Linked DNA regions of Mus musculus: region 2 is linked to region 1. A link is a contact called in ENCODE Hi-C or POLR2A ChIA-PET data. All regions are on one chromosome and are shown on one strand. The core of a region is the stretch at or near the end of the contact, and the rest is flanking DNA. Distances in the headings are between cores, read along the strand shown.

What was found. A loop is a pair of places that touch in the nucleus more often than their neighbours do. ChIA-PET counts read pairs that join two places held with the same protein, here RNA polymerase II (POLR2A).
Region 2: a loop to region 1 is called in a map of gastrocnemius, with 6 times the contacts of the local background. The contact joins the promoter of Pip4p2 here to the promoter of Otud6b in region 1. A Hi-C loop is called at or near these places in 21 of 37 maps with a recorded cell type or tissue (Patski, T-helper 1 cell, T-helper 17 cell and 7 more). POLR2A ChIA-PET finds 5 or more read pairs at or near these places in 4 of 5 experiments (Patski and embryonic stem cell).

Annotation. Positions count from the first base shown.
Region 1 is chr4:14,824,587-14,827,874 of GRCm38, forward strand. Otud6b (OTU domain containing 6B) reads right to left here and starts at 1,827. Exons shown (of 7, transcript NM_152812.4): 1 at 1,705-1,827; 2 at 913-1,067. The coding sequence starts at 1,786.
Region 2 is chr4:14,862,729-14,866,016 of GRCm38, forward strand. It overlaps Pip4p2 (phosphatidylinositol-4,5-bisphosphate 4-phosphatase 2), which reads left to right and starts at 1,491. Exons shown (of 7, transcript NM_028264.4): 1 at 1,491-1,709. The coding sequence starts at 1,604.

The DNA of each region.
Region 1 (3,288 bases), core at 577-3,076:
GCCAAAAACCAGGCAACAAATTACTAAATTATATCAGGGTATAACTATGAGTTTGGTTTTGAATTCTAGTGTTTGTCACCTCAAGAACTATTATGACTTCGGGACAAAATTCTTAATCTCTTTAAGCTGGTTTCCTACTGGACTCGTGTGATTATCTACATTACTTCATGGCTATTACCTTACAGTGTTACTGACAACTATATCCTTTGAACAAAGTAGCTGGTATACACATTAGGCAGAATGGTAAACACCAAGCAGATGCATGGAGCCGGGCATGGTGGCGCACACCTTTGATCCCAGCACTCGGGAGGCAGAGGCCGGCGGATTTCTGGTCTACAGAGTGAGTTTCAGGACAGCTTTCTCTACTTAACTATAATTTCATATTTATTGTCCCATGTGGAGAAATTTATTCTAGGGTTGATTAAGAAGCTTTGCCGAGGTTACAATCTCATTCATCAGGAGTTCCTGACGAGCAGTCTCGGCTGCCAACTTTCACTCAAGGCAAACCTTATCTGGCAATAACTTATACTTTACATGGTTATTAGGTTAAGGAAGTAGGCACTTTTTTGCTGTTCTTCCATTTAAAAAAAGAAAATCTGCCCATAAACCTGGTCACAAAAATACTAAAGAAATGTACAGCTAGGTGTGGTGGTGCATGCCTGTAATCCCAGCACTTGTGAAGTCACACCAGTAGGATCTGAAGTTAAAGTTCAAGGTTTAGCCTCTGCTCCAAATCCACATGGGTGACAGCCTAGACTACAAGGCACTCTGTCTAAAAAAACTAATGTCGAGGAAATGTGATGTGTGACTGTATGACTCGATTTCAGAATTTTGAGACCGTATTCAATAAGCAGTTCAACACACTCAGACAGCTGTTTGCTCGGGCTCAGAGACAAGCTTCGCTCCCCATACCTTACTGTCCTTGAAAGTCAATTGCTTCAATTGCTCCAGTTCTTCCCTGTGTTTTTGCTCCATTTCTCTTTCCAATTTAGCAACATCTTCCGTGAGCTGCTTCCTCCTCTTTTTGTCGTTTTTGGGAACAGCGTTCTTCATTCCCTGAATTTTGGCTAAAAAAAGTCATCAAAACAGCCGTGTCAGAGCCCCCGGACCAAAAAGCGAAAAGCAGTTAAGAGGGTGGGAAGAGGTACAATTATAGAATGTAAAGTAATTATAGAAGCAATTAATCATGACACAACAATCAGCTACGGAGAAAGGTCCGGATGAGGCTTGCGACCCAACGTAAACACAATCTCGAATTTGTTTGGTTTGACAGGGCAAAACCAAGGTTAAAAAACTATACTAAGGTAAAACTTCTGCCTTTTAAATATCTTTCTCTGTGACCGACAAGCCAAGGAGAAGCAATTCAGACCACACCACTAAGGCCAGGCGTCGGGATCGGGGGCAGGAATGGGAAGGGAGGAAGAGGAGGTCCAAGACTTTGGTCTCCAGGCACATCACTCAGCAGCAGCACGTGCACCGGACCCGCTAGGGGTCCACGGCAGGTCGCACACGGGGACATCTCCGGGGACTGCAAATAAGGGGGTCGAGGGAATGGGGAAAGCTGGAGAAGACTGATCAAAAGTTATCTGAGGGAAAGCCTAGACGGATCCAGGACGTGTGCCCGTCCAGGTACCAGAGGACACACTCCACGCTCCCAGCCTTGGGTGTGGACGCCTCTTACATTCCCAGCCCCTTTCCCGTCACCTTGCAGCTCCTTCTTCTCCTTCCGATGCCTTCTCACCAGCTGCTCCTCATCATCGAGCTCTTCAGCCACGACCTCCTCCATGACGACCAGGCGGCCCGGCACCCGCGCTGAAGGAGATCCGCACCTCAGGAGGGCCAGCACCTCCCACTCCTCAACCCTCACCCGGGGCGCCATTGGCCGCCGGGAAGGCCCAGCCCCGCCTCAAGGCGGCTCCGGATCCAGGTCTAACCACTGAAACCGGGAGACGCCGACATGGGCTAGGGCGCCTGCGCGCTCGGACCGCTCTGGGCGGCGCGCCGGAAGCTGGGATTGTGCGATTAAGGACGCGCCCGGCGCTGGAGCAACCGCAGCACAAAGCTACGCGCCAGGCGATTGGCCCTGACGGGGCGCACGGAGATGACATCACGGACGTTCTTTCGCACAGCTTTCAATTTGTGCTTTAGAACGCTCCGTAGTTGTCCTCTTTGCCAAAACATGTTGAAAAGATTTTTTTTTTAATTTTAATAAAAGCGTGGTTTGTTTTCAATGAGGATCTTTACGTTATATTAGTCATACACTAGGGAATGGTTTGTTTTTTGTTTTTTTACAATGTGGTAAAAGGGGAAACGCTAAGTAAGGAATGCCTACTCTTGAAATAAGTGATGAAAGAGATAAAAAAGGACTAAGCTTAGTAAAGTCCATTTGCTAAATTCAGTTGTAAAACGATTAACAGTGATGTCAGGGTGTTTTGAAGATTTGAGGCAAGATTTAACAAATGTAACTCGTGTGCCACAAAAACAAATTAGCAAAGGCAAACAAGAATGCTCACGGAATGGTGGCAGGAGTGGAAGACTCAGAGTGTTGGTCCAGTAAAATTTAAAAAAAAAAAAAAATCTCTATTTAGGGCTGATTGTGGTTGTGTAGGCCTTTAATCCCAGCACTTAGGAGGCAGGCAGGCAGATCTCTGTGAGTTTGAGGCCAGCCTGTCTACATAGGGAGTTCCAGGATGTCCAGAGAGTTACATAGGTGAGACCCTGTCTCAAAAGTCGATAGACAGGGGCTGGCGAGATGGCTCAGTGGATAAGAGCGCCAACTGCTCTTCTGAAGGTCCCGAGTTCAAATCCTAGCAACCACATGGTGGCTCACAACCATCCATAGCGAAATATGATGCCCTCTTCTGGAGTGTCTGAAGACAGCTACAATGTACTTTCATATAATAAATAAATAGATCTTAAAAAAAATAGATAGACAAACATATTCTTTTTTATATATAAATGCCTGAGACAGAACAAAACAAATGAAGTTGAAATAATATTTCTGGAAATAATTGAAAACTTATTTCCAGAGATGAATAATGAACTGCACCTACAACTGTATAAACCTGTAAGGGGTTGTATTAGTCAGGGTTCTCTAGAGTCACAGAACCTATGGAAAGTCTCTATATAGCAAGGGAATTTATTGATGACTTGCGGTCTGTAGCCCAAACTCCCCAACAATGGTGAGCAGCAGCTGTGAATGGAAGTCCAAGGATCTAGCAGTTGCTCAGTCCCACAAGGTAGGCAGGTGAAGAAGACAGAGTAAATCTTCCTTCTTCCAACATACTT
Region 2 (3,288 bases), core at 241-2,740, 38 kb after region 1:
GTTCTCATAGGGGTCACACCATAATAAGATCTTTATATTGCATTGTATCTTCCTGTTATTGGCCGCCCAAAGATGCTACATGAAAGAAAACATTGTTCTTTACCTTCCCTTAGGGTTTCCAGTTGGTACTTTATAGATTCAGGAAGAAAGAGTATGTCTTCAGAGAGCAACTTGAGGATCCTAAATGTGATTTGAGTAGTTTCGAATGTCTGCTGTTTATACGGACTGAAATGTAAGGGGCAACTCCCAATCTCCGGTACAGCTATTTCACTGTGGGACTTTTCAGCCACCTTGAGCATGGAGACCACACCCTAGATACTTGGGGACACCTGGAAGGTGAGTAAATAATTCTTCCGAAGTCACTCAGAAGAACCTCAGCAGGAAAGCTATTATTCTGATTGCATTTTTATTTGGATGTGTTCTAAACTTTGGTTTGTTTCTGTTGTTTTTTTAAAAAATGTAAATCGCATTGGAATCAAATGACAAAACATCAAAAAAGGGTAACAAAAATGTAAATAGAAAATAAGACAATAAGTCTGTTGAGTATTTAAAAACATTTATTAAAAAAACTGTGTGTGTGAGTGTGTGTGTTGATGTAGGCCTGATGAAGGTATTGGATTCCTTTTACTAGAGTTACAGGTGGTTTGTGAGCCACGAAATGTGGGTGCTGAGAACTGGCTTTTGTGACCTAAGCAAGATCAGTGAGCACCTTAATCAGTGTGCTAGCTCTTCAGTACAATGACCTTTTTTTAAAAAAAGAAAAATCTTTTGTAGGAAAAAGGTTTAATTTTTACATTATACAAAAAAGCCCCATTATTCTACAAAAACTAAAATGACAGTCTATTTTGTAAAACGGAAGTTGTAAAAGTTAACACTTATGCTTAAAGTGCCAAAAATCAAATGTCAGCACTCTTATTCCTAAAAAAAAAAATCAAGGAAAAGAGGAAAGCCTAATGCGCAGGCACCAACATTTCTCAGACAACAGATTCTCAGCTATGGTTCATAACAAAGAAGAAACCTCTCCGAAGAAAATGATAACCCAAGAAATAAGTTTTCTTCACCCAGCTGCAAAGTTTACCAGACAAGTTAGACTCTCCTACTTCCTGGAGGAGCTGAACTTGATTGCTCTGGTTTTGCCCGTAATCCAGTACAGGCCTTTCAGTGCCTCTCAAAGCTGCTCTTTATCCTCGGTTCCCTTAGTTTAAAAGATTCCTCACCCTCTCTTTCCCTTTGCCCCTCCTCTTGCTTACTTGATCTCTTCCCCTCCCCCACTTCCTAATCAGTCCTCCCGTCTCCCCTTTTCTCAGACTGGCTGGCTTTCCCTCCACACTTCTTCCCTCCCTCCTCCTTCTCCTCCTCCTCCTCCTCCTCCTCCCGGGCTCTTTCTTTCCTCTCCAGTCCCCTCCCCCAGCATGCCTCCCGGCGTGCTTCCCTTCCCCCGGCCTCGCGGTCCCGCACCCTCCCCTCCCCCGCCTCCTGCCTTGTGACACATCCTGGGCCCTCCCGGAGGCCGTAGCGGCGGCGCGGCGGCATTGCTGGCCACCACCTCCTCCCTAGCCGCAGCCCAGCTCAACCCGCGGCCCGCCGCGCTGTCGCTGCAGTCATGGCTGCTGACGGGGTGGACGAACGTTCGCCTCTGCTGTCAGCATCCCATTCGGGAAATGTCACTCCCACAGCCCCGCCGTACTTGCAGGAAAGCAGCCCCAGAGGTAAGGCCGGCATAGACCTTTCTGCTTCTCGCAGAAACGTCTGGAAGGATGGAAGGATGAATGCCGGGGAGCTCTAGCGCGGAGGCGGAGGAGAGCTTCTCCCTTGGGCTGGGGGAAAAGGATGCCTTCCCAGGCTCTGCCTGCCTACCCGAAAGCCTGTCTGCAGGGCTTCGCTGCTGCTGCTTGTGGTGTGGAGTGTGTGCTTGAACACTTCCTTCCCAGCTTCAGGATCGGACATGAATTTTCCCAAGCTCCGAGCTGCTGTTTCCAAAGCAGCCCCTAAGTGCAGCTGGGCGGTGGTGCAGATCCTTCAGTCATTCACAAGTGCTTTCGGTTGCTGAAAAACACGGGGCACTGCTCACCCTGGCATCTGCCCTTGAGAGGACTTCAGCAGGAAACATCTTAGTCCCTTACACTCGGCCCCGGAGTGCAAGCAGGGAACTGCCTAACCAGAAGCAACAGAGTTTATCCCTAATATGTCCGAAATTCCTAAGCTACGGGCATTGCTGCCTGTAAGGAGTGTGTTTCATAGCTTCAGTGGTGAATGAAGAGCCTTCCGTTAGGAAGGAGGAATTTTTTAAATGCATGTCTGGGTGAGGTTGAAATTAACTTCTAAAAAGTTCCCCAAGTTTATACCGTATATATTTTTAGTTTTGTTTTTCAGTGTAGAATTAAAAAGGGATTTGGAGAAATGGTGTGGTGAAGGAGAAGTCTCTTTACCAAAGGATTCGATTTATTCAAGCACTGTCTTTGTTCAAAGTCTTTGGGAGTGTTTACTACGGTAGTCTGGAAGGCAAGCCTTACAGAGATCATTAAATATGGCACGTGCAAGCGTACCTTACTTCATCTTGCTCTTTTGGCTGGATGTGAATGAAGTTTAAAACCCAAGGAGGCCAAAGTTAATAGTGTTTTGGGAATATAAGCAGGTCACGTGTCTTGTAACACAACTTCTAAGTTCATGTCTGAAATGGGGCAGGGGGGGGCGCGGGGGGGGGCGGGAAACACTACAACAGGTTGAAGTTGTCTGGCATTTAACATTTCTTTTTAACATTTTATAACTTGAAAATCAACATTCTGGGTCTCAATCTATAAACAGAAGCAGAACAAAGGAAAACTGTGGTTAGCTGGGAGTAATTCAGAGTGATTGACAGCCTGAGAGGAAAGGGGCAAAGTCCAAGGGAACTGACACACAGAAAACGTACAAGTGACCCTTGTTGGCCAGAAGTCGGGGGATTTCCCTTACTGGCCATTTGATATTAATATTGTACTATCTAATCCTTAGTCACAGGTTCCTGAATGAGTGTTTCAGTTTTATTAATTTTTGTCTATGGAATAAAATTGATGATTTATTAAGGGACTGAGTTTGGACTGAAGTAATGGAAATACCTTTTCCTTATTTTAGTCAATCTGTGTTTAGGACAAACACACACACACACACACACATATATATATGTATATATATATATGGACCTGCATAGACTTCATTGTTCTCTATAGATTTCCTTAATTTGATCAGATTCCTCAAACTACAAAGAGAGTGGCATTTCCAATCAAGCACTGAAAAGAAGTCATTTTACTC